Regions from separate parts of the Homo sapiens genome. Here region 2 is linked to region 1. Evidence: read pairs that join two places in POLR2A ChIA-PET (ENCODE). Cell type or tissue: A673. All regions are shown on one strand. Each heading gives the region's core, and the rest is flanking DNA. Links, peaks and the distances in the headings are about the cores only.

Region 1 (4,401 bases), core at 142-4,141:
TAGTATTCCATGGTGTATATGTACTACATTTTCTTTATCCAGTCTATCATTGATGGGCATTTAGGTTGATTCCACATCTTTGCTATTGTGAACAGTGCTGCAATGAACAGACACATATATGTGTCTTCATGATGGAATGATTTATATTCCTTTGGGTATACATCCAGTAATGGAACTGCTCGGCCAAATGGTAGTTCTGTCTTTAGGTCTTTGAGGAATCACCACGCTGTCTTCCAAAATGGGTGAACTAATTTACACCCCCACCAACAGTGTATAAGCATTCCTTTTTCTCCACAACCTCACCAGCATGTTATTTTTTGACTTTTTAATAATAGCCAGTACAGAACTATTTTGATTCTTCTTTTCCAGACCGGCCCTGTCCTATCCCAAAACTCATTAGTGTGTTTTCCAAAACAATGGCTCATCTAAGGAATATGAACCTTGAGCTATAAGGAGAATTGCAGTCAAAGGCCTTTCTTTTCAGCCTTTCTGAAGAAGAGCATGGGGACAGATAGTTAAATCATCCTACTTTTAAAGATTGATCCTTTATTCCTCTAATTCTGAGTAAGGCATTTCTTTCCTAATCTCACATCCTACAATCTCCTATCTGCCTCTGGGATAGTAATCATATTAATATTGCTCAATACTCTCAAAAGAATAAGGAACATTTAAGTTCCTTGGTATGTAGACTAGTATGTAAAGTTATCAGATTATGCCTGTTATTTCTGCTACTAATGTTTTTTGTTTCTTAAAAAATAAAACACACTTTTGAATAGGTAACTCATGCATACAATTAAAAATTCAAAAGGCATAACAAACTGCATATAGCTAAAAGCAAGCATACCTTCTACTCCTGTCCCTCAGTTATCTAATTCTCTTTTGCAGAGGTAACCACTAAGAGTAATTTCTGGTTTGATCTTTCAGAGGTATTATATCCTATGTCTTCCTGACTGCCTATAAATGGCATAAATTCTAAACACTCTACACTCTACATTCTATACATCCTGTTTTGCATTTGGGTTTTCACTTAACCACATAGCTTGGGGACTCTGCCATACCTGTACATATAGAACTGCCTTATCTTTAATTTCTTTAATCTATACACAATTCCACCTTATAGAGGTACCATAATTTCTTTAGCTAATCCCAATCAATGGAATTTATATTGCTTTTAATATTTTGCTGTCAGTAACAATTCTGTAACTAATTACTTTATATGTAAGTCATTTTTCAGGAGTGGTAATATTTGAAGGACAGATTTGTAGAAGCAGAATGGTTGGGTTAAAGGGTATGGGCATTTTCAGCTTTGATAGATATTGCCAAACTGCCCTCCAAAAATGTTGTACCTATTCACATTTCCACCAGCAAATGTTTGGGAGTAACTTTCCTTGTACCCTCACCAACAGAGCATGTTATAAAGCCCTTAGAACTTTGTCACTCTTATAGGTGAAAAGTGGTACCTCACTCATTTTTTTCTTAGGCTCTTCTTATAAATGATTTGAAATGCCTTTATCATATACTAAAATTGGCTATGTATCTGACATATTTCTGGGCTTCCTCATCTATTCTATTGGTCTCTCTTGTCTCTTCATACACTATTACTATAGTGTTTTGGTCACAATAGCATTATACTATGTTTTACTATCTAGTGGGCTAATTGTCCTCATTACTCTTCTTTCCCCCTTGGAAATTTCCTGAATATTCTTATTTTTTCTATACAATTTTAAGACACAGCTTGCCCAGTTCCAAAAAAGATCCTGTTGCATTTTTGAGATTGTATCATATGAACAGATTATTTCAGATACTATTACTCACTTGGTAAAGCTTACTGTTGAAGCTTACCATTTGTCCATATATTTTGAGTTACATCTTCCTTATGCTTATCACAACAGTGATGCCTTACATAAAATGTTATCTTATTAATTCTTTATAACCACCTTGGGAAACAGGTAGGGTAGTTAGAAGATTAGGCATTAGCTCAAGATTATATATGATAGACCATCCTAATCCAGTTTTATGTCTACTACATTGTAATACTTCCACAGAGATTTCATACAAATTAAAAAGACAAAACAGACTTTCCTACTAAGGGTTCTATTTTCCTATTGCAAAAAGCCAGCAATATGCAAGTACAATTCTGCAGTGTACTTCTTGTGTGACAATCTGTGGCCAAGCACTGTGGAATGCATTCCAATCAGGGATTAACAATCTCAAAAGAATGTTGAAACCAGAGTTGGCTTGAATGTTGTACAATGACACCAAGGATCTTGGCCCACTTCCCAGGTTTTCCCTTTTTGGTTTTCTAGCAAGTTCGATTATGCCTGGGAATTTGTGGAATATGGCACTTGGATCAGTGACTTCCTGAATATGACATTGAGATCAATGGCATTTGTCTGCCTGAAAGATTTTGGACTATGATTTTTAGATATATTGCAGTTATAAATAAGTTCTCTGTTGAAATGGTACTCAGGAAGCCTTGACACAGGGTGCAAAGAGGAAGAGGAGTTTGTGAATTGCTTATGGAAGGCAGAGATCTTGAAAGAAAGTTCTTTTGTGAATAGTGAGTTGCATACTTGGGCACACTGACATTTCAGCTGGAGGATCTTCAAGTCTTTAAAAAAAGATCGAGTGGATTAAAATCTATCTTTAATGCCTCATTTGACAAATGGGCACTCACCAAGGGTCAGCCAAACCGTTATAAACTGGGAGGTCCTTCTTACCATCGCCCTAGTTCAGTTGAGAGCTGACAAAGAGCCTGCATTAGTTACTGAATTATTTTTGAGGATAAACTTATGTGTTGACTTGAGTGTATTTTTGGATTACATTTCCAAAACAAATAATGCATTCATCATTTCATTGTAGTCAAACTTTTCTCAATGCCATGAGTAATTAAGAGCTGACTTAAATTTTTTAAGATGTATAGCAGTATGATATACATACCTAGGTAAGTCTGAGTTTCCTGCCACCATATAAATGAGAACATTCTTTAGCTTGTCCCTCTGCAAAAAGACTACTGTTTTCTAAACTAGAATGTTATGCAAGAATCTGAACAGCATACAGTTTACTGAAAGCTCAGCCTGTACAGTGACAACCAAAAAGTAGGACAAAGGTTAAAAGCAAAAACTTGGGGCAAGTTCTAAGCAATAAAGTTAAAGGCATATGGATGATAAAATATTTACCAAAGCAGAGACCAGGCTGTAAAATCTGGCTAGTAAAAGTGTAAAGATGAGCTGTGATTGACATGGCTATTCAATTCAATGATCTCACTGGTTTCTTGAGCATTAAGAATGTTGCCAAAATCATGAAATTAGACCTCTTTGAACAGAGAAGAGGTGGCGTGATGGTGTAATATATCATTTGCCTTTTATTCCCACTATAAAGGCAACACCTCAAGCTATAAATATTAACTATTTGTACATGAGAAATTATTGAAAGGTGAAGCAAAGCTAAGTAAAGGAAGGGGAACATCACACTCCGGGGACTGTTGTGGGGTGGGGGGAGGGGGTAGGGATAGCATTAGGAGATATACCTAATGCTAAATGACAAGTTAATGGGTGCAGCACACCAGCATGGCACATGTATACATATGTAACTAACCTGCACATTGTGCACATGTACCCTAAAACTTAAAGTATAATAATAAAAAATAAATTAAAAAAAGGTGAAGCAAAATAGGCAGCGAAAAGAAACTGTTACATTAAATTAAGCATAAAGCATTATCAAGTTAGGAGAGCATTTTCAATTCTAGGAAAATGACCTAACACAGATTTCATGATTCTCCACATACATTTAGTTTTTAGAGACAGGGTCTTGCTCTATTGTCCAGGCTGGAGTGCAGTGGTGCAATCATAGCTCACTTGCAGCCTAGGACTCCTAGACTCAAGTGATCCTTCCACCTCAGCCTCCTGAATAGCTAGGACTACAGGTGTGTGCCATCATACCTAGCTAATTAAAAAAAAAAAATTGTAAAGAGGAGGTCTTGCTATGCTGCCCAGGCTGGTCTTGAAGGCCTGGGCTCATGTAATCTTCTTGCCTTGGCCTTCCAAAGTGCTTAGGATTTCAGGCGTGGCCACCACATGTGGCAGATTGTCCTTATATTAATAGAATTTGTCTCAACTGAGTTATATGAGGAATACTTTTTTCAAACAGTGACCATGCTGAGTTTTAACATGTGCCTTAAGTATCATTAAGTGCTGTGGTTACAAGACTCAGCAAATCTCAGATAAACGGAAATCTGAGTCTGACAAGCCTCTCAGAGAAACGTAAAACATGATTCCAAAACTAAAGGGTATTCCAGTTCCTTTTGATGACAATTTTTAAAATTTAAGATTTGTGGACTCGTTAAGGACCTCTGTATAGCTAATAATCTGAGTCTTAGTTTTATATACATATATACATACA
Region 2 (4,401 bases), core at 178-4,177, 190 kb before region 1:
ATCATTCTCAGCAAACTATCGCAAGGACAAAAAACCAAACACTGCCATGTTCTCACTCATAGGTGGGAATTGAACAATGAGAACACTTGGACACAGGGTGGGGAACATCACACACGGAGGCCTGTTGTGGGATGGGGGGCAGGGGGAGGGATAGCATTAGGAGAAATACCTAATGTAAATGACGAGTTAATGGGTGCAGCACACCAACATGGCACATGTATGCATATGTAACAAACCTGCACGTTGAGCACATGTACCCTAGAACTTAAAGTATAATAATAATAAAAAAAAATTTGTCCTTTTGTGACTAGCTTATTTCATTTAGCATAATGTCTTCAAGATTCATCCCCATTTTAGCATATGTTAGAATTTCCTTTATTTTACTTTGTTTTATTTTTGAGACAGCGTCTCACTCTGTCACCCAGGCTGGAGTGCAGTGATGCAATCTTGGCTCACTGCAACCTCCACCTCCTGGGCTCAAACAATCCTCCTACCTCAGCCTCCTGAGTAGCTGGGACTGCAGGCGAGTGCCACCATGTCTGGCTAATTTTTGTATTTTTTGTAGAGGCAGGGTTTCACCATATTGCCCAGGCTGGTCTCAAACTCCTGAGCTCAAGCGATCCCCCCACCTCAGCCTTCAAAGTGCTGAGATTACAGGTGTAAGCCACCATATCCATCCTAGGGGTTCTTTATATATTCTGGATATTAATCCTTTATCATATATGGTTTGCAAATATTTTCTTTTTTTACTTTTTCCACAGAGATGAGGTCTCACTATGTTACTCAGGATGGTCTTGAACACCTGGGCTCAGTGATCCTCCCACCTCGGCCTCCCAAAGTGCTGGGATTACAGGTGTCAGCCACCATGGCCAGCCAATTTGTGAATATTTTCTCTCATTCTGTGGGTTGCCTTTTCAGTCTGTTGATAGTTTCCTTTAAAAGGTTTACAGTTTGATGAAGTTCAGTTTAGCTATTTTTCTTTTGTTGCCCATGCTATTGGTGCCATATCCAAGAAATTATTGCCAAATCCAATAATAGCATGAAGTTTTATTCTCCTGCCTCAGTCTCTTGAGTAGCTGGGACTACAGGTGTGCATCACTGTGCCTGGCTAATTTTTTTTTTTTTTTGAGACAGAGTCTTGCTCTGTCACCCAGGCTGGAGTGCAGTGGCGCAATCTCGGCTCACGGCAAGCTCCGCCTCCCGGGTTCACGCCATTCTCCTGCCTCAGCCTCCCTAGTAGCTGGGACTACAGGCGCCTGCCACCACGGTGCCTGGCTAACTTTTTGTCTTTTGTAGCAATGGTATCTTCCTACGTTGCTCAGACTGGTCTTGAATTCCTGGCCTCAAGAAATCCTCCTGCCTCAGCCTCTAAAAGTGCTGGGATTGTAGGTGTGAGCCACTGTGCCCAGCCTACTCCTATGTTTTCTTCCAAGAGTTTTATAGTTTTCACTCTTACACTTGAGTCTTTGATCCATTTTGAGTTAATTTCTGTATGTGGTGTAAGCTATGGCTCCAGTTGCATTCTTTTGCATGTGAATATTCAGTTTTCCCGCCACCATTTGTTGAAAAAGATTGTCCTTTTCTCCATTGAATGGTCTTGATATCCTTGTTAATCATTCTGTTTTATTTGACATTGAGAAAAGAAAACTGTTAGAATTAAATCTAACCTTTTAGATTTATATTTCACTTTTTAATACATTTTCAAAATCCATGCATTTGCTACAGTTTTTTCATCAGCCCTTTGCCCAAGAGTCAATGTGGGTCACGAACTTGCCTGCAGTAGGGGTGAGGAGACCTGGTCTAGGGAATGACTCTATTGGCTCCATGGCCTTTGGATGGTTTGAGGAAACTCAGGCCTCCCCAGATTTTTTTTGCTGGGTATCCTACAGATGGAGTTTTCCTTCTAAAGGAAACATTCCTTTAGCTTAACAAACATTTTGTTTGTTTGTTTGTTTTTGAGACAGAGTCTTCCTCTGTCTCCTGGCTGGAATGCAGTGGCGTGATCTTGGCTCACTGCAACCTCTGCCTCTCAGGTTCAAGCAATTCTCCTGCCTCAGCCTCCTGAGTAGCTGGGACTACAGGTGCCCACCACCACACCCAGCTAATTTTTGTATTTTTAGTAGAGACGGGGTTTCACTATGTTGGCCAGGATGGTCTTGATCTCTTGACCTCATGATCCACCTGCCTTGGCCCCCTAAAGTGCTGGGATTACAAGTGTGACCCACCGTGCCTGGCCCTGTCTTAACAAACTTTTAAAATGCCAGTACACATGGGAGGAATAAAGAATATTAGTGACTCACATGCCGGTATGAATTCATTTATATTACTTTCCTGCCAGGCAATTAGCTGAGAGGGGGGAAATTTTAACTTTAACTTTAGTGGAGGGTTGCGGAGAAGGAGAAGGAGAGCAAGAAACTTTGCTTTGGGGACAAGGTCAGCTTCCAAGGAGGAATGTGGGTGCCTGGGTGTGGTGCTACCCTGGACAGCACGAGGCATTGAGTATCTCAGATGGAACCAGGAGAGAGGACCAAGACCCAGAAGGGGAAGTAGGAGAGTCTAAAGATAAATTTTGCCTACTTCACAGCTGTGCCAGGGAGAGGCCCTGGGAGTGAGCATGAGTAATCCAGAGATGTGCATGCATGGGGCCCGGCCCTCTTTTGTTTATTCTAATGCTGTCCTGGCAGCAGTAGACACTTCCCCAGGCCTGGCAACATTTCTTTCAGATATTGTCTGGCCAGTCCATCTTTGAAGGAAAAATGAAAAGATGGTAGTGCTGAAAAACCTCTAACTAGAGAATTTTCTTCCTGTGACCCTCACCTCCACCTCCAACACATTCACACACACAATTATCTCCTTGTGGGATTTGTCATGATTTTATAATGATTCTAATTTGAGTTGATTGCACTTGTTTAAATACCAGATATTTAAAATGTAGAGTGTGTTATTGATGCTGGTGAGTACTGGATGGCTTGTTGTTTGCTTTGAGACAAGGTCTCACTCTGCCACCCAGAGTGCAGTGGCAGTCACAGCTCACTGCAGCCTTGACCTTCCAGGCTCAATAGATCCTCCCACCTCAGCTTTCCAAATAGCTGGAACTATAGGCACATGCCACCATGCCCAGCTAATTTATTTTTATTGATTGATTGATTGAGACAGTCTCACTCTGTTGCCCAGGCTGGAGTGCAGTGGTATGATCTTGGCTCACTGCAGCCTCTGCCTCCTGTAATCCCAGCACTTTGGAAGGCTCAAGCGATTCTCCTGCCTCAGCCTCCTGAGTAGCTGGGACTATAGGCAGAAGCCACCAAACCCAGCTAATTTTTGTATTTTTAGTAGAGATAGGGTTTCACCATGTTGGCCAGGATGGTCTTGAACTCCTGACCTCAAGTGATCCACCTGCCTTGGCCTCCCAAACTTCTGGGATTACAGGTGTGAGCCATTGCGCCTGGCCAATTTTTTATATTTTATATTTTATATATTTTAATATAATATTTAAAATATATATTTAATGTTTTATATTTTTTTGTTGAGATGAGGTCTTGCCATGTTGCCCAGGCTGGTCTGAAAATCCTGGGCTCAAGCCATTCTCCCTCTTCAGCCTCCCAAAGTGCTGGGATTACAGGTGTGAGCCACCACACCTGGCTAGAGTACTGGATATGTTAATAGTTCCATTCATACATTTCAAGAATTAAGGTGTTTTTTAACTTACTAAAGGCTGGCTTTTTATCCTGTAAACTTCTAGCCCAAATCATCTCTACTACACAGTAGAGAAAAGTAGTTTTAGAATTTGGTTTAGTTATCCCTAAAGCACCTTTTATTCACAAAGGGAAAGATGTATCTGGATCACATTCAAAATGTGTCTCATTAATGCCTCCTTATTCTAATTAATTTGGCCATGGGGAACTTAACCATTACTGAATGTTAATCTCATAAAAAGTACCAAAACCATTCTCTTTTTGTTCTCTGATAAGGATTTTCCCTTTTCTATTTCAGAACTAATTATCTCTCTCTCCTTAGTCTTTGTACAGTTTCAAGAGTTGACGTGTGAAACTATACAAGATATCACAGGCTGGGTGCAGTGGCTCACGCCTGTAATCCCAGCACTTTGGGAGGCTGAGGCGGGTGGATTACCTGAGGTCAGGAGTTCAGGACCAACCTGACCAACATGGTGAAACCCCATCTCTACTAAAAAATACAAATATTAGCCAGACATGGTAGTGGGCACCTGTAATCCCAGCTACCTGGGAGGCTGAGGCAGGAGAATTGCTTGAACCCGGGAGGCGGCGTTTGCAGTGAGCTGAAATCGTGCCATTGCCCTCCAGCCTGGGTGACAGAGGGAGACTCTGTCTCAAAAACAAACAAACAAAAAGATATCACAAATCACTCTAGCCAATGATTTTCTCT

What was found. ChIA-PET counts read pairs that join two places held together with the same protein. Peaks named below come from ENCODE experiments on the same cell type or tissue, not always from the same donor. Only the 100,000 strongest peaks of a DNase experiment are listed, where the experiment ranks them.
Region 2: POLR2A ChIA-PET joins it to region 1 with 5 read pairs; 3 of 35 experiments call an interaction of 5 or more read pairs at or near these places.

Annotation. Positions count from the first base shown.
Region 1 is chr14:53,030,130-53,034,530 of GRCh38, forward strand. No RefSeq gene overlaps it. Among named protein-coding and RNA genes, the nearest start is that of FERMT2, 81 kb to the left of the region's middle. In A673, for the core only: no CTCF peak of the experiment used is centred there; a DNase peak (open chromatin) is centred at 2,232.
Region 2 is chr14:52,838,502-52,842,902 of GRCh38, forward strand. The region is part of intron 1 of LOC105370500 (a long non-coding RNA gene); the gene reads left to right. Among named protein-coding and RNA genes, the nearest start is that of GNPNAT1, 49 kb to the left of the region's middle. In A673, for the core only: a CTCF peak has its summit at 3,007; a DNase peak (open chromatin) is centred at 2,630.